Regions from separate parts of the Homo sapiens genome. Here region 2 is linked to region 1. A link is a loop called in an ENCODE intact Hi-C map of the cell type or tissue named here. Cell type or tissue: A673. All regions are shown on one strand. Links, peaks and the distances in the headings refer to the core of each region. The heading gives the core; the rest is flanking DNA.

The links. Hi-C counts contacts between places; a loop is a spot of excess contacts. Peaks named below come from ENCODE experiments on the same cell type or tissue, not always from the same donor. Only the 100,000 strongest peaks of a DNase experiment are listed, where the experiment ranks them.
Region 2: a loop joins it to region 1, with 8 times the contacts of the local background. A loop is called at or near these places in 3 of 110 quality-filtered maps.

What each region holds. Positions count from the first base shown.
Region 1 is chr18:59,097,937-59,108,891 of GRCh38, forward strand. No RefSeq gene overlaps it. Among named protein-coding and RNA genes, the nearest start is that of SEC11C, 36 kb to the right of the region's middle. In A673, for the core only: no CTCF peak of the experiment used is centred there; DNase peaks (open chromatin) are centred at 4,285, 4,755 and 5,325; H3K4me3 peaks cover 346 bases; H3K27ac peaks cover 5,155 bases.
Region 2 is chr18:59,201,420-59,212,374 of GRCh38, forward strand. No RefSeq gene overlaps it. Among named protein-coding and RNA genes, the nearest start is that of GRP, 13 kb to the right of the region's middle. In A673, for the core only: no CTCF peak of the experiment used is centred there; DNase peaks (open chromatin) are centred at 6,322, 7,032 and 7,522; H3K4me3 peaks cover 1,118 bases; H3K27ac peaks cover 5,550 bases.

The DNA of each region.
Region 1 (10,955 bases), core at 1,247-9,246:
GTACACTGTTGGTGAGAATGTAAATTACTACAACCACTATGGAGAACAGTTTGGAGTTTTCTCAAAAAACTAAAAATAGAGCTTCCCTATGACGCAGCCATCCCACTCCTAGGTCTATACCCCACCAAAAGGAAATCAGTATTTTGAAGAGATATCTGCACTCCTATGCTTGTTGCAGCTCTGTTCACAATAGCTAAGATTCGGAAGCAATCTAGGTGTCCATCAACAGATGAATGAAGAAAATGTGGTACATATACACAATGGAGTACATTCAGCCATAAAAAAGAATGAGATCTTATCATTTGCAACAACATTCATGGAACTGGAGATCCTTATGTTAAGTGAAATAAGCCAGGCACAGAAAGACAAACATCGCACGTTCTCACTTATTTGTGGGATCTAAAAATCAAAACAATGTTACTCATGAACATAGAGAGTAGAAGGATGGTAACTGGAGGCTGAGAAGGGTATGGGGCAAGGGAGGTGAGGAGGGTATGGTTAATGGGTACAAAAAAATAGAAAGCATTAATAAAACCTACTACTTGAGAGCACAACAGGTGACTATAGTCAATAATAACTTCATTGTACCTTTTGAAAGAACTAAAGAAGCGCAATTGGATTGTCTGTAATACAAAGGATAAAGGATAAATGCTTGAGGGGGTGGATACCCCATTCTCCATGATGTAATTATTATGCATGGCATGCCTGTATCAAAACATCTCATGTACCTCCTAAAAATACACACCTACTATGTACCTAAAATTAAAAAAAAAAAAGGTTTTTAAAAAGACACAGCCCTTGCCTGCAGGATTTATTGAGGCAAGAGTCAGACCTGATAACACAAGAAATTTATGGCTGTCTACTAAACAATGAACCTTACCCAAAGAGCGTTCGGCACTTTGGCCTCCACTCCAGAGAGGTGATTTCTAAGCCCTTGGAATGCCATGCCTGATAAGAGCCTGTTTCTCTGTGGGTTCTGAGTGGCACCAAATGGTCTAACAATATGATTTGTGGGGGAGCTTTGGGTCATACAGTATCAGCTTGACCTTGGGAAGGGCTGGAGACTGAGCTCAGCCACATGGGCAGCCACAAACATCCACATGATGGTGCCCCAGTCAAATCTCCAGACGCCAAGGCTTGGGTGAGCTTCTTTGGCTGGCAATACTCAATAGTCTGCCACTGTCACACATAGTTGCTGAGAGTTGTGACTCCACTGGGGGTAGAAACTTCATGCTTGGAACCTCCCTGGCCCCTGCCCCAGGGGTTCTTTCCCTTGGCTGATTTTAACCCGCATCCTTTTGTTGTGATTTTAGCCTGTGTCCTTTTGCTGCGATAAACCATAACCATGGAAGGTTCTATGAGTCCTCTTAGTGAATTACAGAACACAGGGGTGGTTTGGGGGGGCCTCTAACCTTGCAATTGGTATCAGAAGTGAGGTTCATTCATTTTGGGGGTCCCTGAACTCTGCAGTTGGAGTCAACTAAGTACCAAAGATTGAAAGAGTCTTAGGGGTTTGGTAATTACTCTTTATTCAACATGTATTGAGTACTTACTACATGCCAGGTACTTTAACACTTTATCTCTTTCAAGCCTCATAGCAAACTTTGAAGAAGATATTATTGAAATCTTACAGATTAGGGATTTGAGACTCTCATAAATTTCCCCACGATGTACAGGGCCAAGCCTCAACTGAGTGAGAGAGCTTGTTCCTTGCAGCCATTGCCTGTGGTGGATTTTCACTGGGGGAAACAGTCTCTACCCTCCGGGGTCTGACTCAGTGCGGGGAGATAGGTGAGCAGACATAGAATCAACACAGAGCACTAAGTGCTGTGGAAGATAGAATGGACACTTATCTTTTTGTCTGACCAGCAACCCCCATCCTTCTTCTAAGAACAGCTCCCCTGAGTATTTCTCCTTTCCTGCTTCCAGTCTGTGGCTCCGACAGGAGCTGCTGTGTCCTTGCACCCCTGGCCCTGGAACAGGCTTGGACTCCTGACCCAGGTTGGGCCAATGGTAAAACCCTGGCCGTGGTTGATGGACTAGGGGTGAGCATCTGACCCAAGCCAGGCCTATCAGAGCTTTCCCTGGCAAGGTAGAACTTGAACTAGAAACAGGGCCCCTCTCTCTTCCTGGTGGTGGAGTCGGAAAACATAAAACTTGAGAGCTCACAGCAGACAGATCTGTGCCATGTGGAAGTAGCCGGTCTGTCCTGAGAGGGAAGGAAGAGGAGAGGAGAGGAGAGGGGAGGTTAGGGGAGGTGAGGGGAGGGGAGGAGAATCAATGGCTTATCATTCCCTGGAGGCAGTTTTTTTCTGAGGCCCAGCCCCATCCCTCCCCTAGCCAATGTCCTGGGGACACACGTCCTTCAATTCCGGGTGGTATCTCAGGGGCCTGCTAAAAAAGCTCCCTGTTTCTTAAGTGTGTTGAAGTTAGGTTGTTTTTCTGTCATTTGCAACTGACCATCTTGGCGGAGTCCAGGAAGGCTTTCTATGGAGATGACAATGAAAGAACAGCCATTAATAAGAATCAGCCTAAAGCACACATTGAAGGACACAGGAGCTTGGCCTGGAAGAGAGTGGGTGGGAGTGCTTCAAAAGGAATTGTTTGCCGGCTAAATGAAAACTATCATATACCTTTATGATTTTCTAGGATAAAGATGCAGAAAATTGTTTGAATTGTGAGCCTGGAAATTCTGCTAACTGGCCCGGCTCCCCAAAACTTTCCTGGACCTCCTTGAGGTTGCTTATAAAGCTTAAGGGTCACTATGGGATATTTATTTGTTGGGTCAAAGCATCAGAGAACTTGAGCATCCTAGGCTAAAGGACAAAAGTGTGGAAATACCATTGTTCTCGGAAGAGGCCACTCCAACCTCTGCAGTCTAAACAATGAAGAGTGAGAAAGGCAACTTTAAAAAATCTCACGTAACGGGTAGGTCCACAGACATGGCAAACTAGACAGTTATAAAGTATGACTCAGTGATGTCACGAGGACCCAGATTCTTAGGTTCTTGCCGTCCTTGGTAGATTGTATAATTGTCCCCAAATATTTACAGCCCCCCTGTGTTAGGATTATGCCACCCCCTTTGTTCACTCAAGCTTGGCCATGTGATTTATTTGGGCTAGTGAAATGTGTAAGAGACAAGATCCATTTCAAACAGAAGCTTTAAGTGTCATATTTAAAGGTTTCATGTCTCTTTTCCTCTGCTAAGATGAGCAGGTCCCCTACAAGAGCTGTCTCCATAGACTGGCCTCAGAACAGAGACCCAGGCAAAGCCCATCCATGTTGGATATACAGCATGAGCGAGCAATAAACCCCTTGTGTTGTAAGCCACTGAGATTTGGCCTTCGGTATTAGCTTCAATCTCCGATTGGGCATGAGATGGCTACAACGATTCCAGAATCACCTCCTGGCATGACAACACCCAGAACAAGAAGAGAGACCTACTCTTCCCAAGGGTTTCTCTAAAAACAAGGGATGCTGCAAGGAGACCCACACAGACTTTCCCTTATCTTATTTGCTGCATGGGGCAGGTAGAAAGACATCTAGGTTCTATTGGTGCTAGTAGGGGTGGTGGCGGGGATTCACCCCAGGCAGGCGGTTGTTCTGCCCGATGCCTGCCCAGGGCTAAGGCTTGTGGCCAGCACACTCCCCCATCAGGGCTCCCTTGAGTAACCTGAAGGTCCCCTGTGCTCAGGAGGATTGCTCAACCACTGAACTTCTACTATTATCATTAACAGTAACAAAACATAATCAATAATCCACAAAACTGCACTCCTAACTCCTTTCTTTCTGAAATCACATTCCTATCTAGGTTTAGGGAAAAAAAGACAGGAAAGTGTGTGTGAAGTTAAATATTTGTGTATCCACGTATGCATTCCGGTCACTGAAGAAATAAAGGATAGTATAAAACATAGATCCAACCCTCAGAAGCAATTTCAGAGTGGTGAGGGAGAGAAAAGAATCACAAAGGGCAAAGCAAGCCTGTGTGACCATCTCCAGAGTAATGTAGACAGAGGATGTAGGAACTCTGAGCACAAGTGGCTTTTTTCTCCCATCCCCAAGAGGGCGAGGAGGGACGAAGGAGCCAGGAGGGAGTCTGCTCAGCTGCACCGTTCCTAGCATGTGGCAGGTGCACAGCAAGTGTTTCTCCAAGGGAAGTAACAGGGCATCCAGGAAACTCTTACGCTCCCTCACTCTGAGCCATGTTGCTTATTTCCATACTGATTGACCTTAAAATGGATTTGTGTGCATGTGAAATTTGTCATGCTTACAAGAGGGTGTATAATGTACTTTTATAGCTCAAAGAAAAATAAATAACCATGGACCTGCCACCCATTTTAAGAAATAAAACATTTCCAAGCCCCTTGGATCTCCCTGGGAGCCCCACTCCAATCATTCTCTGTTCACTTTCTTCAGAGGTAATCACTGTCCTGAATCTCAATTGTCTATTACTTCTTTTCTTTTCTTTTTGTTTTTCCCTTCCTTCCTTCCTTCCTTCCTTCCTTCCTTCCTTCCTTCCTTCCTTCCTTCCTTCCTTCCCTCCCTCCCTCCCTCCCTCCCTCCTTCCTTCCTTCCTTCCTTCCTCTCTCTCTCTCTCTCTCTCTCTCTTTCTTTCTTTCTTTCTTTCTTTCTTTCTTTCTTTCTTTCTTTCTTTCTTTCTTTCGTTCGTTCTCTCTTTCTTTCTTTCTTTCTTGACAGTCTCGCTCTGTCACCCAGGCTGAAGCATGATCTTGGCTCACTGCAACCTCCGCCTCCTGGGTTGAGGTGATTCTTCTGCTTCAGCCTACTGAGTAACTGGTATTATGGGTGCCTGCCACCACACTTGGCTATTTTTTGTACTTTTAGTAGAGATGGGATTTCACCACATTGGCCAGGCTGGTCTCGAACTCCTGACCTCAAGTGATCCACCTGCCTCAGTCTCCCAAAGTGCTGGGATTGCAGGCGTGAGCAACTGCGCCCAGCCACTATTACTCATTTTCATTCACTTCAGAGTTTTACCACAAATGCATGTATCCCTAAGCTTTTGCTTATTTAGATTTGCCTGTGTTTTAAACTTACATAAACTTAATCATACTGCTACTTGCTTTTGATCTAATATAATGCTTTTGAGGTATATCCATGTTGATACATGTGGGAATAAAATATTTTTTATATTTAATATTTCATTGCTTGAATGCATCATAATTTATCCATTTTACTGTGGATGAGCATTTTGGTTGTTTGCAGTTTTGTTAGTGGAATAATGCTACTATAAACATTCTGTGTGTGTCTCCAGATGTGGGTGTGTGAGAGTTTCTCTAGAATACATACCTAGGGGCAGATTGATGCTTCACAGGTTTGCGCATCTTCAATTGTACTTAATAATGCTCATCTTCTTCCACAGTGGTCCTACCAATTTACTCTCTCACCAGCAGAGACTGAGAGCTTTTGTTGCCCTGAATCTTTAACCCTTCTTGTCAGACTTTTAAATTTGGTTCAATCTGGGCAGTATGAAATCTCATTATGGGTTTTGGTTGTATTCCCTCCCTAGTTACTAATGAGGTTAAAAAATGTTTTATATGTTTATTATGCATCCATGTTATTTATGTGAAATGCCTTTTGTTAAAGCCTTTTTTTTAGAGAATTATAGGATTTCTTTTATATTCTGGAAACTAGTTCTTGATTTACGTATTCTAAGTATCTTCTCTCAATTCATGGTATGTTTTATCTCTCTCTTTTAATGGTATCTTTTGATTTGAAAAAGTTCTTAATATTAATGTAATTAAAATTTTCAATATTCTGTTTATTTATTTATTTTCTTAGAAAGGGTCTCACTCTGTCACCCAGGCTGAGTGCAGTGGTACAATCACAGCTCACTGCAGTCTTGATCACCTATGCTCAGAAAATCCTTCTGCCTCAGCCTCCCCAGTAGCTGGCACTACAGGCACACACCACCACGCCCAGCTAATTTTTTAGTTTTTGAAGAGACAGGTGTCTTGCTCTTTTCCCCAGGCTAGTCTCGAACTCCTGGACTCAAGCGATCTTCCCTTCTTTTTTTTTTTTTTTTTTTGAGATGGAGTCTCACTCTGTCACCCAGGCTGGAGTGCAGTGGTGTGATCTCAGCTCACTGCAACCTCTGCCTCCTGGGTTCAAGTGATTCTCATGCCTCAGCCTCCCCAGTAGCTAGGATTACAGGCGTGCACCACCATGCCCAGCTAATTTTTGTATTTTTAGTAGAGACAAGGTTTAGCCATGTTGGCCAGGCTGGTCTCGAACTCCTGACCTCAAGTGATCCGGCCCCCTCAGCCTCCCAAAGTGCTGGGATTACAGTTGTGAGCCACCATGCCTGGCCTCCTTTTTCTTTTTTTTTTTTTTTTACTTTTCATATGAAAAATAAACTAGCACAGCTTTAATCATTTGTTAAACAATCCATTGATTTCCGCTGAGAGTGGGTACCAGCTATGTTTGGTTCCCATATTTGTGTGAGTCTTTTTTGCACCTTTATTCTATTCTGTTTGTCTACTTGTTTTCCCCGCTGGTACTACCACACTATCTTAATTTCTACTGCATTGTAGATTATTTCACCTGATTCTTCTTCAGAAGTGTCTTAGCTATTCTTGATCTTTTATTCTTCCATATAAATTTTAGGAGTCAAACCTGTTGGGATTTTGACTTGAATTCCATACAGCAAACAGACAAATTTAAAGAGAACAGATATCTTTTCAAGAGGGAGTGTTCTATCCATAACTTTGGCATATATTTCCATTTATTTAGGTCTTCTTTAAAGTGTTTAAAGAAAAGTTTCTAATTTATGGCATAAAGATAATAAATATTATGTATTAGATTTATTTTTAGATATAACATACGTTATTGTAACAATTTTTAAATTATTTTCTATTTTTATTGTTTTCTATTTTAAATTATTTTCTATTTTAAATTAAAACATAGCTTTAATTTTCCATGTACCTGTCTCAGAATTGTGTTTTTATTAGTTATCTATAACCCCATAATATTATAGCCAAAGAATGTGATCTGTATGATATTACTATGTTGAAAACTTTTGACACTTATTTTATAACCGTGGATACAACCAGTTTTTCTAAAAGTTTCACATATGCTTGAAAATGTGCGTGTTCTTCACTCATTAGGTATACTATTCCACATATCTCCATTAGATTAAGATTGTAGATTTTATTTTTCTAGTCATTTTGATAGTGCTGGCTGCTTGATTGATGAGTTTTTTGTTTTGTTTTGTTTTTTACGACAGGCTCTTGCTCTGTTGCCCAGGCTTGAACGCAGTAGCGTAGTCATGGCTCGCTGCAGCCTCGACCTCCCAGGCTCAAGTGATTCTCTCACGCTGACCTTCCAAAGTACTGGGATTACAGGTGGGAGCCACCACGCCAGGCCAATTGATCCGTTTTTTGAAAGAGTGTTAAAATCTCCCAGTATGATGATGAATTTTTTTATTTTTCCTTTTAGTTCTGTCATTTTGCATTGTTTGAATGTGAAACTTTTTTATTAGGTGCCCACGTATTTAGATCTATTATTTCTTCATGGTGAATTGAGTCTTTCCGTTATATGTAGTGACTTTCTTTATCTCTAATGATGCCTTTTAGCTTAAAGTCTATTTTGTCTGAAGTTAATACGGTGACTCAAATCTTCTTTTGATTAGTGCTTGTCTGAAATATATTTTCTTTTACTTTCAACATTTTCATGACCTTATGTTTTGGTGTGACCATTAAAAATAGCTTATAGCTGAAATTTTAAAAGTCAAACCTGACAATATTTATCTTTCAGTTGGAGGCTTCATTTTGTTTACATTTATTTTAGTTACACATTTAGATTCATGTCTATCATCTTATTTTGTAGGTTCTATTGGCTCTGTTTTCTTGTTTCTTCTCTTTTCTTACCTTCTTACGGACTTTTTTTCCAGCAGTATTTCATTTCTCATTCTCTCTATTATTTGAAAGTTAAATCTTTCATAAATATTTTTTAGTGGAAACTCTAGAAATTTTGGGGACTAATTTATCATAAGTCTAAAACTGATCAATTTTCACTCTCTTGAATAATATGAGGATCCTAGAACATTTTAACATCAATCACTTCTCATTTACAAACTATTATTGTAATGGATTTTAGATCTATTTTGATATTTTAAAACTATATATATTGTTATTTACATTGCTTTATATTAGTGTTTATCGAGATTTTACAATTTATCATTTAACCATTTTCTTTGCTCACCACTCATTCTTCAATCTAATTTCTTCTTTCCAGGATCAATAATTTTCCTCCCATCCAGAGAACATTTTTAAGAAGTTCCTGGAAGGAATTGTTGGTAATATTCTGTTTCTTATTTGTTTAAATATACCGTTTTTCTTTATTTTTCTTAAAAGATAGTTTTGTTACTTATATATTTCTAGATTCTTAGTTATTTTCTCTCAGTACATTGAAATAATTGTTTCACTATTTCTGGTTTCTGTTGCTAGTGTTGAGAATCTCTTGTCAACCTAATTGTCACCCGTTAGTATATAATTTGTCTCTTTTTTCTAATTGCTTATAAGATCTCCTTTGCCTTGGTGCTCTGGAGCCTTGTTAATATTTGTCTAGACAAGGATTTGATGTTATTCATTCTGCTTAGGATTCACTGGAAATTCTGAAACGGAGGTTCTTCAGGCTGCTATAACAAAATATAGCAGTCTCTTCAGGTGGCTATAACAAAATAACATAAACTGAGTGGCTTACAAACAACAGAAATTGATGTCTCACAGTTCTGGAGGCTGTGAAGTCCAAGATTGAGGTGCTGGCAGATTTGGTGTCTGGTAAGAACTGGGTTTCTGGAAGAAAGCTGTCTTCTCACTGTAACCTTACTTGTCCAGCCAGAGGGGAGAGTGATCTCTCTGGGGGTCTCTTTTATAAGGGACTAATCCCCATTAATGAGAACTCTGCCCCTATAATCTGAACACTTCCCAAATGCCCTACCTCCTAACACCATCGCCTTGGGGGTTAGGATTTCAACATGTGAATTTGAGGGGACATAAACAGTCAGTCCATTGCAGTGTCTTAGGCTAATTCTAGAAAACACTGTGTCAAGTGATACTATCAATTGTTTCCACAAGGAGTAAACTCATGGAGACCCACGGCCACAAGTAGACAACTGAAAGATGACATTGGGACTGCATCAGACTTCCCAGGAAGCTCTTTAGTCCAGATGCATGTGAACTCCCGAAAGCAGACTGTTGATTCAAGATCTGGCAAATAAAGACTTGATGAAGTATGTCTGAATTAACCAATGAAAGAAATAAAATGTGGTTATTTGTTTTAAATATTGTTGGCATTGTTTTGATATTCTGTTTTCTGATGGGCATATAAAGAGCCACTTTTGTTTCTTGATGTATTCCTAGTTCTTGATTTACTAGACTCTATTCTCACTAACTGAAACACTTTAAAAATAATATCCACCAGGTGCGGTGGCTCACGCCTGTAATCCCAGAACTTTGGGAGGCCTAGGAAGGTGGATCACTTGAGGTGAGGAGTTCAAGACAAGCCTGGCCAATAAGATGAAACCCCATCTCTACTAAAAATACAAAAATTAGCCAGTCGTAATGACACACACCTGTAGTCCCAGCTACTCGGGAGACTGGGCAGGAGAATCTCTTGAACCTGGGAAGCATAAGTTGCAGTGAGCCAAGATGGCACCACTGCACTCCAGCCTGGGTGACAGAGCGAGTCTTCATCTAAAAAATAAAAAAAGATATCTTTTTCCCTTTGACATATCAAAATTCAGAATCAACTATTTTCCTGAGTCTTTTTTACATTGCATGGCAATGTAATTATTTGCATAAGCTTAACAAAAAGCTGTCTCCTTATTTTTATTTTTAAACTAGAATATAATTAGACAAATTGATTGTATAACCAAGGGCAAACCTGCAATATGTTATTTGAAAATCAATCTCATTTTTTCTGATATGATAAGCATATCAGTAAATAGGCCTAACTTCATAGGTAGAACAAATGTCTGCAAAATGCTCCCAGGAAACTGATCTGGTAAAAGGACAGTCCCTTCTTGGCAGGCCAGGAATTTAGGAAATGTGGGAACCACCAAGGAGAAAAGTATTAACTTATAGCTGCTACAAATGAAATCTGGTGGAGATGAATTTTGGTTTTGTAGCCTTGGAATAACTGAAAAAAATAAGAGTGATTTTTAAAATCTCTGGAATGATGGAGGCTATTGAGAAAGCAAACTTGGATTCCTTAAGAACTTGCTGGAAAGAAGCGAATTGTCTGGCTTTAGTAGATGCTCACCTCTTGATGATCACACAATAGAGAGGCTTATGTGTCCTAAGACCACTTGCTGCTCTTTCTATGTATGTGGACCAGGCCAAATAACAAACACATAATGACTCCTGCCTTTTTTTTTTTGCATGCATGTGATTTTAAATAATCTTTGGAGAATACCTAGAAACACAATGGGGAGTATTAAGAAAAGTTACCTGAAATTTGGAAGTAAGGGAAAAAGATGATCACCTGCCCTACGTTGTCATTTTAGGGCATCGTTTAACAAGCTGCTTCAAAGTCATCTGCCTCTCTAGATAAGGGAAAGAAACTTTTCTTCTTTTGCGATTTCTATTGATTAGAGCCCAGAAAGCTTATGACTCTAGAAAGTTAGATGTTAGTTTATAGAAAATAATTGCTGATGAGATGCAAACAATTTTTGTCTGGTAAAGGAGATAATTCCAAAAGCTATGGCTTTTTTTTTTTTTTGGCCCTGTATGACATTAAGCCATTAAAACTATTCAGAAATCATAATCCAACATTACATATATATTTATACACACAAACAGCACACACACACATTTAGTGTCTCTTCCCTTGAAATGGCAACTGGCTTTGTCATTCTCTGGTTCTCTTATTAATGAGTCAAACAAACACTGCCAAACATTGCTATGTATTTGTATGAGAAATAGTGGTTTTCT
Region 2 (10,955 bases), core at 1,818-9,817, 100 kb after region 1:
TACCTCCTGCCATAAAGATATGAGATATTTGTTTCTCCTCCAGATAAGCACTAATTAACAAACACAGATGGCTAATCACATTGACCACCCCGCCGCCCCACTTTTACATTCTTCAGTACTTTTCCTTTAGCACAATCCAACCTACGGTTTAAAAAGCCTAGGCTGGGTACAGTGGCTGATGCCTGTAATCCCATCACTTTGGGATCCCAGGGCAGGAGGATCACTTGAGGCCAGGAGTTCAAGACCAGCCTGGGCAACACAGTGAGATCCCATCTCTCCAAAAACTAAATAAATAGTCTCCCATCTGTTATTTCAGTGGAGTTGAGTTTGGTTCTATACTAAAGTCCCTCTCTCCCCTGCTGGAGTAGACTGAATAAAATCAATCTTGCCACCTCTAACAGCTGTCCTGCTGTTTCTCTTTGACACCACTGATGAAGGAGGACTTGGTCCCTGGGAAGGCCAGGACCATGGAGGAGGATTTGGCATCTACCCAAGTGGTATTTACATTTACTAAACCTCTGCCTCCCTGTAAATACCAGGAGAAGAAGAGGGCAGAGGTGCTCATTATGCAAAAGACAACTGAAACGTGCAAGAGGGACTTTTCCTTCATATGAATGATAGGAAATCTTATTTATTGAGTACTTTGTAATGTACTGAGAAATATGCTAAGCTCTTAGTATACAGCATTTTATTGAATCCTTAGAACAACTTTCCAAGGTAGGTGTCATTATTTTCTTGGAATTCATACTTCAGAAAGATTAAGAAACTTGCTCCAGGTCACACATAAGCTCATAAGTAGCAAACCTAGGAGTCAAACTCCAGAGTCCCCGTTCTCCAGAAGCTTTAGTGTGACCTGGATAAAAAGCCTTGTAGCTGTGCAAATGAAGTACAGCTGAAATTTGTTGTTTATCTTAGAAAGTTTTCTTTCCATGGAAAGTAACTACATCTTAGTATATGGCACTAGTAATGGCATTACTAAAACAATAAGAATGACACACAGCTCTGTGGTGAAACACTCAGCTTTATTTTTCCCCAAGCTGGGTTTCAGGCCACTGAAATGGGTGACCATAGTACAGATCACAGAACCTTGCCTTCTTTTCTTCCTAGTGAGATGGCCAGGTGGGAGGGGGTCCCTGGCAAAACTCCAGCTGGCTTGCACAGTGGGGTGGAGCCTCCAGAAGCTCATGCCATTTGCAGTGGGTAAGAGCCTGGCCCCTCCTCTTCCTGCATAGAACCTGGGATTCAATCTGTAAGGTGGGAAGTGCAGCAGCAGAGAACTCTGGCCTTGCAGAGAGTCCCTGTTCCCACTTACTTTCCTTTTCACCAAATAAAACCCTGCTTTACTCATGCATCAAATTGTCTGTGAGCCTACATTTTTGTGGCCATGGGACAAGAACACCATCTTTAGCTGAGCTAAGGAAAAGTCCTGCAACATTTTTGGCACCCAACGTGGGGCTTGAGAAGTGGTGAGTGAGATGCAAACCAAGAATTCTTTTCCCCTCTCTCTTTGGAGCCTTTTCATCCTAGGAGTTCTGAGCTTATGGGAAATCACATTCCCAACTCCTGTCGCTCCCGGGGGTTAGGAGCCTTTTCATGGCCTTACCTTCCTTTTTCAGGATGGACCTGGTGAGCAGCCGGCTTGCCACTGCTCCCCGCTCCTTGCTGGGGCTGGGACCCATGGCCCAAGGGTCCCACACAGCCAGCTGGCTGGTTCCCAGCCACGTGCCATGCAGCCTTCCTCTTCCCCAGCCAAGGGATTTTACTCCATTGGACAGTAATTAAACTTTTCTCCTTGTGGAGAAACCAGTTACATAAGAATAAGAAGTTCTTCCCCAGGCATTTTTAAACTGTTTTTTTTTTCCTTCACCTTCTCCACCCCATCAGCAGTTACCATTTAGTGAGGTTTTTTCTTTCAGAAGAAGTTTTGCTAGGCTAGGAATGATAAGCGCCCCTGTTTATATTCTCCGTAAAGTTTTGGTTGTGAAAAAGGATCTTGTGGGGACTGGGTTTTCTTCTGCCTGTCAGTGTGTGTATTGTGTGTGATGTCTGTAAAAAGAGCTCTATTAATTTGGCCTAAAGAAAAACGAGTGCTTGAATCAAGCATTTTTTTTTTTAAGGGAAGTTAAAAGCTGTGGTACCTTTCAGTTCACATGACTTTAATCTTTGAGAAATAAAAACAGCTCTAAAGACTATTGGTAAAATGCAGGTCAGGTGCAAGGTTTGCTAAATGTTTTGAGGTTACAAACTGATTTTTGAGTTTGGGAAACTATTTGACTTGCCGGCTTCACAATTGGTAGGGCCTGGGGACATGTAGAACTAACCACACCCTTAATTAAGAAGGCAACTTTGGCTGCACTGAGCACACAATTAAAGCAACTTACCAGATTTTACCCCAAAGTTAAAAATTGCTAGGAGTTACCATTATAATGTATAATTGAAACTACTGAAAATAAATTTACATGCAAGGAGTGTAAGAACAGTAAAATGTGTTTTTTAGTAAAAGGTTACAAAAAGCCATGGAAATGTACATTTTTGCCTATGGTTAAAGGATTGTTTTGAGTTAGGAAAAGCTGAAGGTTCAAACAAGTGGTGGAAAGATTGTGGAAATTAATCTTGCAAAGGGGTTCTCTATGTGAACATATTGACTAAATTCAAAAAGGTTATAAAAGGTTTTTGCTTCTTTAAATTTCTGAGTCATCATTTTGGCACAATAAATAACTTATGGTAATCTGGAATTCTATTTCCTAATATCAAGGGCTTCAAATACATGTAACGGGCTTCCCAAAATCAAACTTCAGTTTCAAAATTGTCTTTCCTGACACCTGGCTTTTCAGATGAATCAGAGGGCCCCTGAGACATCCATAAAAGAGAGGTAAACAGGATTATTTGACATGTTTATGCCAAAATGATGTGGGATTGCCAAAATGATGTGCAGTCTTCTTTAGGTTATATCTTGGTAAACTATGCTAATATGCATTCCAAAATTGTATGGGATTTCTAAAATTATAATATCTAAGTATATGCTACCAATCATAATTAGGGTTGTTATGTTAAGTTATTGTAAACTACAGAGATAACCAAACTTCTTTGTCAATTGTGTTTCTAACTGTAACTACCCTGGACATTTTGCTATTCACAGACAATTGTTGTCCTGTTTTAATCCTTTTCAAGAGATGGTCTACAATATGCTGTAGGCCTTTAACATGTGCTCTCAAATATAGGCTTCTGATAACTTTGGGGATTGTAACATTGGAATAAAGGAAAATGTACAGGACTCATAAAGAGCTGAAGTGTTCATGAACATCAAGCAAAACAAAAGTTAACTAAATGAACCGAACTCAGAAAGCTGAAGCAACCTTTTGACTTTCGCTTGGATTATTGCTGATCCTTGTTTTGTTTTTCAGAGTCAAGGAAACTTACCTTGAACTATTTATGGTCTTTAATAATTGAGTAAGGTATATGCCTATGAACAAAATTTGGAGCATGTTTGTTTCTCTCTGCCTGGTTCCTCTAAAATTTGGAAACTGTCTCTGATTATTCTTATGGCAATATATTTGTTCACATCGGTGCAATGAGAATCCATTTTCCTTTTGCAACAGAACGAAATTGGAGAAAGTGTTTATTCTACCAAGGCTTTGACTGGAAGGGTATGCTTCCCTTTAAGGAGTCAGTCTTGGCTTGCAGAGACAATAAAAACCCAGTGGGGAAACTGGCCTCATACACTTGCCAACACAGTACCTATACAGGGTTTCTGACCTGTAGTCAGTAAACAATGTCACTTTCTAACAGGTCCAGAAGCTCCAAGTTTATCTTGGGACCTTAGGAGGAAAGGATCACTTAACTTGCAGGTTGGACTCTGCTTTAAAAGGTCTTATCTGAGATTCCTTGGGGAACAGAGTTCCATCAAAGCCAATCCTAAAGGCTTATATAGAAATAATTATTCTTGCTGCACTTTATGCAAACAGTCAGGCCAAATATGAAAGTAAAGTCTATTTTTCAAACCGCTCAGTCCTATGATGATACGTTTTTTAAACAAAAATGAGGACTGGAGAGAGAGAAATTATATTTCAAAACTTATAATACATTTGTCATTAAATTCCAAACTCACTAGTTGTTTTTAATATTTTGCCTACATTTTACACTAACCCTGCTTGTTCCTGTGAACCTACCAGCAATCTCCAGCTGCAGCTCAGAAAGAACAAGAGGGATGGATAATGTAAAAATCTGGATCAATATTCTAGTTCTGGCCAGGCGTGGTGGCTCACGCCTGTAGTCCCAGCACTTTGGGAGGCCAAGGCAGGTAGAGCACTTGAGGTCAGGAGTTGAGACCAGCCTGGCTAACACGGTGAAACCGCATCTCTACCAAAAATACAAAAAATTACCCAGGTTCGGTGGTATGTGCCTGTAGTCCCAGCTACTCCTCAGGAGGCTGAGGCAGCAGAATCATTTGAACCTGGGAGGCAGAGGTTGCAGTGAGCCAAAATTATGCCACTGCACTCCAGCCTGGGCAACAGAGTGAGGCTCCATCTAAAATTAAAAAAAAAATTCTAGTTCTGAGCAATTATCCTGTATATCCTCCTAGGTGATGGGATTAAATAGGATGCCCACCATTTGGAGGTTTCCTATTTGAGAAAGTAAGACCAAGGGAGCTAACCAAAGCCAAGCACAATGCACCCAAATCCTAGCAGGCATAACCATAGCCACTAGTTATCTGGGTGTGTCACAAGACATCTTTTTCTCTCCCTTATTGGAGGAGGACTCAGTTCCACAGTTATACCTTAGCATTTGGCTTATGATAAGAAGTCCATGCAACGTGCAACCCCCCCGCTACCGAGACATATTTTTGTCCCAAACTCAATTCCAAGCTTCAGGTCAAGGCCATAGGAAAGAAAACTGGATTTAAGGGATCCAGAGGCAGATGATAACAGAGGTTAAAAGGCACAGGGCAGGTAAGCACGGCTGATTCCTGCCAATTAAGACAAGCCCAAGCTTCCTGTTTCATGGATAAAGGCCATGTTAGTACTATGGCATAAATGAGTTCTAGGGAATTCAAGGCTACTGAAAGCAGGGGAGATAAGGTGTATGTGGGTAAGAGTGGATGACTCCCACCCCCTAGGCCTCCCTGCTTCATGGGTGCAAGCCGCTTTGGCACACATGATGGTGCCTGCCAACGTCACCAGGACTCGGGAATGCAAGGACAGAAGAGGAAAGGGGATCGTCTTCCCTCTCTCCCTCACATACCCCGAGTATCTGCTAGGAAGAGAAGGGAACCAGGGATACCTGCTTCCCTCTTTCTCGATGGGTAGCCATTCGTCTTCAGTCTGTACCCCATTTGAATGCATCCTGAATCCCTGGGACTCCTTTAAAAGGTGCCTTCTTTTTTCCTTTCTTCTCCTCTGACCTCTCTTTGCTGATAGGTAATTGTGTCTCTGTACTACAGGACACTCCCTTCAGATGCATCCTCCAAACTGGAAAGAGTTAATTTCCCAAACCTTAAACTGGCTGGCTTAAGATTGGGCTCAGGGAGAGGGAACCCAGAATCCCAACATGCCAGCAAAAGGGTCAAGTGTTTTTTAATCAGTCAGGCTTTTAACCCCTATCTTCCTGGGCAAACTGGTAAAAGGCCTTGGGATTTTTTAGCTGTCCTTACCTCCCCCTTGTTTTGTTTTGATACATAATTTCTAGTAACTCATTTTATCTATTCTTGCCTTCAGGTCATTAAACTCCAAATGTTCATGCAACTGGAGCCTCTGAGGATGGCCCCTTCTGCCAGGAACCCTTAAATAGGTCTCTGAGATCTGATTACCATTTCCCCAAAACAGCACCCCTGTCACCTTCCTGCCAGCAGGAAGCAGTTAAGATTGGTCCTCATCTTTGGGAGGCTGAGGCGGGTGGATTATGAGGTCAGGAGTTCGAGACCAGCCTGGCCAACATGTTGAAACCACATCTCTACTAAAAATACAAAAAAAATTAGCCCAGGATGGTGGCGCACACCTGTAATCCCAGCTACTTGGGAAGCTGAGGCAAGAGAATCGCTTGAACCCAGGAGGTGGAGGTTGCAGTGAGCTGAGATTACACCATTGCACTCCAGCCTGGGCAACAAAGCAAGACCCCATCTCAGGGGGAAAAAAAAAAGATTGGTTTTCGTCCTTATCCTTAGTTTAACAGCAGCTAGATGTATGTCTTTAGATGGGGTAAGGGGTCCCTGGCAAAACTCCAGTGGGTCTGCGCACTGGGGTGGAGCCTCAGGAAGCTCACACAGTTTGCAGCCGGGAGGAGCCTGGCCCTTCCTCTTCCTGTATGGAAGATCTTCCTAGGATTCAAACTGTGAGGCAGGAAACACAGCAGCAGGGAACTCTGGCCTTGCAGAGAATCCCTGTTCCCCCCACCTTTTTTTTCTTTTCAGCAAATAAAACCCTGCTTTACTCATGCTTCAAATTGTCTGCGAGCCTATATTTTCGTGGCCGTGGGATAAGGACCCTGACTTTAGCTGAGCTAAGGAAAAGTCCTGCAACACCAGCACCCATTGGTCTCTGAAATTCCTCCCCTTGTATATTATCTCACTGCCCAGCTAGAACATCAGCTCCCTATGGGTAGGGAATTTTCTGTTTTGTTAATTTCTGCATCTACAGTGTCTATGGAAGTGCTTGGTCCATGGTTGAAGCCCAGTAAATATATGTTGGAGAAAGGAGGAAGGAGGGGGAAAAGTGGGGGAAAGAAGAAGGGAGGAAGGAGAAAAGATGGATGGAAGGAAGGAAGGAGGAAATGGAGGGAGGGAGGGAGGGAAGGAGGATGAGAGGGAGAGGGAGAAAACATAAATGGGATTTAGAAATTTAGTACCTCTAGTTCAATTCTCATCCCTATTCAGACTGAACAGTGAGCGAGCTGTGGCCAGAGAAGTGAAGTCAACAGCCAGTTGGGGGCAGTTCTCCATGTCTCAATCAGGTTAATTATTTCCTCTTTCTTGGTGGTGATGATAGGGGAGGGAAGGGGGTGGCTTTGAGAAGAGCTGAAATTTGACAGTTTCTCAATCTCAGCACTGCTGATATTTTGGGCCAGAAAGTCCTTGGTTATGGGTGCTGTGCTGTGCGGTACATTGTAAGGTGATTAGCAACAACCCTGGCCTCTGCCCACTCCATGCCAGTAGCACTGTCCCCCTCCACTTGAGCTGTGACAACCACAGATGTCTCCAGGCATTGTTAAATGTCCTGGCGGGGGTGGAGGCCAGGTATGTGGACAAAATTAGCCAAGGTTGAGAACCACTGGAGTATTTAAAATTCAGTGCTTCAAGAGAAGTGGGGGACATTTCAGGCTCTGAGGTATGAAAGCCACGGCACAAACCGTGGAGGCAGCAGAAATCTTGGGATCTGGCATGATCCCAAACTCAGAGACAGAGGAATATTCATCAACATGATGACTCAGGAAATGAATGTTTTCATGGTCTGCCAGCCCTTCCAGGTAAGAAGTTAAGAAATTTAATAAGAAAATTGATCTCTACGCACACGAGGAAAGAGAATCTAATGAGCAACAAGCCAGGCAGATTCAAAAGCCTCCAGTTATTCTCCCTAACACAGACGCAGCCATTTTTGAACACAATTATGAACTTGAAACCCCACAGGGGAATTCAGGAGAAATCATTGAAACATTTATTTGATGTGAAACCTCTGACCCAAGCAATTCATAATCAATTAAAGTGGTAGGGCCTGGAAGATTTGACGGTAGCATAGTTCTGGGATTTATTGACAAATGGTCGGTACAAGTAATAATTGGTGGCATCTGAAATTAGATCTGAACGTCAATAAAAATCAAGAAGGATTCCACAGAGCTCAGTACCGGAAACTATATTATCCAATATGCAGTGCTCATTAACAACCTGGAGGAGAAAGTCAATTTGAGTTAGATTACATTTTCAGATAATGCAAAATGAGTGAGAAATGGCAAATACCAAAGATAAATTAAAGTTAAAATTACCAAAGGGTCTGAATATTTGAGAACCTTGGTCAGAACTCAGTAAGATGAAATTTAACATGAAAAAGGAAAATATTACACGGTCAGGCTTGGTTACACCTGAAGGTCCGAGGAATCAGATAGCACACAGGGGAGGCTGGGGTGTGGTGGATAAGCTAAAGGGAAACTTGGCGTTCCTCCCACACACCTTGGAAGGTCGACTTAAGAATTTAGCAGATTGTGTCTTTAAGGAGATTTTGCAGCTGGAGAAGCAAGTCAGTGTTATAGACCTGCCATCCTAGTCAGAGTTATAGAGTTTTGCTGCAGGAAAATGGAAATTCAGGTGCAGTTTGTATCCTAATATGGCTACAAGGTGATTCAGTGCTTTGCACGTCATCGTTTTATCATGGTCATCATCATCACCACCACTTACCAAGTTCCTATTGATATGCTAGACTGTTCTAAGGACTTTATTTAGCTTTGAAAAATCCTCACAACAACCAGGTATTATTAGTCACGTTGTACAGATGAGAAAACTCACAGAGAGGTTAAGTATTTTGCCCAAGATCACACAGTAAATGGCAGAGAAGGGGTAGGGATTATCAACCCATGTTCTTTGAGAAACAAACTGCAGTAGAGGGAATCTGAAAAAAAAAAAAAAAAAAAAAAAAAAAAAAAAAAAAAACCTAGCAGATTCCTATCAGATTTGAGGAGTGGTGAACTTTGTAGGTGAGATCAGCCCTAGAGAAAGAAAGATAACATTTACTTTCAATATGCTCCTCCCGTATATCATCTAGGAATTTGTTTGGCTATAACAAAAACCTTAAACAGTGGCTTATACAAATAGGGGCTTATCTGTCACATGTAACATGAACACAGTGGTGGACAGATACTAGCAATGATTTTCCATTTCAACAATGCCAAGGCTGAAGTCTCCGCGTATTTCTTGGCCTTTCTCTCAAGATTGCAGGATGGCTGCTAGAGGTCGGTGGAATGTCTACAGTCAAGGCAGGAAGAAGGTAGAAGGGCTGTGCCATCTATATCTGTTCCCTTGATCACAAAAGCAAAAACTTTCCCAGAACCCACTGCAGGCTGACTTTCACCTAAGTCTCATTGGCCAAAACTAGGTCACATGGCCCCTGCTGTTCAGGGGGAGACTGAGAAAGCAGGACACAGGACTGCCAAGATTGAATTGAACCATGGTCCATTGCCTGAACCTGGGCCTGGGGCTCTCTGCAAGGAAGAAAGGAAAAGTGGGTATTGGGTAAGCTACTAATGGTATCTACCACTACCTTTTTCTCTCTTCTCTTCACCAAGCGACCTGATTCCTGCAGTGTCTTGATTTGAGCAGCTGACATATTCTAGCCAAAGTGTGAGCCAGGAGGGGGATAAGATGTGCCTATTCCCATTGTTCATTTTCGGTAGAGTGTATGAAAAGGAACTGAAATCAAACATTTGTCAGAGCAGGTTCTGGAAACTCCTTTGCCAGGGCGAGCACCCATGGAGGAGTTTGAGCGTTCACTAGAATAAGGGTCCACCAGGCATTTCTGTGCAGTACATAAAGTCAGAATTAGAGGCACCCCCAAATATGGAGAAATAACTTGATGGCTTCTCCAAACACAGAGCACTGGCTTTTGTATCAGGAAAAGATTCTAGCCTACAAACAAACAAAAAGCGAAAACAGAAAAACTGGAAACACCCACATATCCATCGACTGGTGAATGAGCAAACAAATTGAGGGATAGCTGCACAACAGAACACTCGCAGAAAGGAACAGATATCTGATACATGCCACTGCTGGTCTGAATCTCAAAAGCATTGTGGTAAATAAAAGACACCAGATACAAAAGACTCATACACTAGAGGACCATCTATATGAAATTCTAAAAAAGACAAAACAGATCTAGAGTAAGAGAAAGCTTATCAGTGATTTACTAAACTTGGGGGGAACTATTGGAGATGGCAGGAATGTTCAATATCTGGATTGTGGTGTTTGTGTACATTTGTCAAAACTCGACAAAGTACACCCTTAAAATGGGTACATTTTAATATGTAAATTATACCTCAACAAAGTTTATTTATATTTTTTGTCTGTCTACATCTCCATTTTTATGTTTTTTCTGTTTGCTTCTTTTGTCCCTAGCCAAATTCCTTCTAGAAAATTCCAATTTTGTTTAAGCAGCACTCCAGGGGAAGTGGTGTTTTCCCAACACCTAGTGGAAATGCAGAATGCTATAGGGGCTATGGCAGCATTGACAGTAATTGCCCCAATTCAATAGTAGGAAGAGACAGTGTGATGGTGAATTTTATGTGTCAACATGGCTAGGCCGCAGCATGCAGATATTTGGTTGAACATTATTCTAGATGTTTCTTTGAAGGTGTTTTCTAGATGATCAACATTTATGTTAGTAAACTTTGAGTAAAGCAGATTACTCTCCATAATTTGGGTGGGCCTCATCCTATCAGTTGAAGGCTTTCAGAGAAAAAGACTGACCTGTCCAAGCAAGAAGGAATTCTGCCAGCAGACTGCCTTTGGACTTGACCTGTAATTCTTCCCTCGTCTCCTATGTGTGCCTAGCTTGCAAATTTTGGGCTTGTCAACCTTCCATAATCACTTGAGCAAATTCCTTACAATAAATCAATCTCTCTCTCTCTCTCTCTCCCTCTCTCTCTATCTCTCTCTTTCTCTTTCTCTCTCCCCGCGCCACCCCCCCCCCCCCATTGATTTATATATATACACATGCTGCACACACATCTGGTAGGTTCTGTTTCTCTGGGGAACCCTGACTAATGCAAACAGGTAACACCATGGAATTAGAGTAGTGAAGCTCTAGGGCCTCCATGTACAAGTTGCCACTCCAGGGTTAGCCATGAAGGGTGATACTTAGAAAGGAGAGTCTGCAACGTACTGCAGGGGTTCTAATGCCAGCCGGCTGCTTGGCCATGGACAAGTGGTTACACTTTCCAAGACTCTTCCATCCCAAGAAAGAGACAATAAAAATACCTAC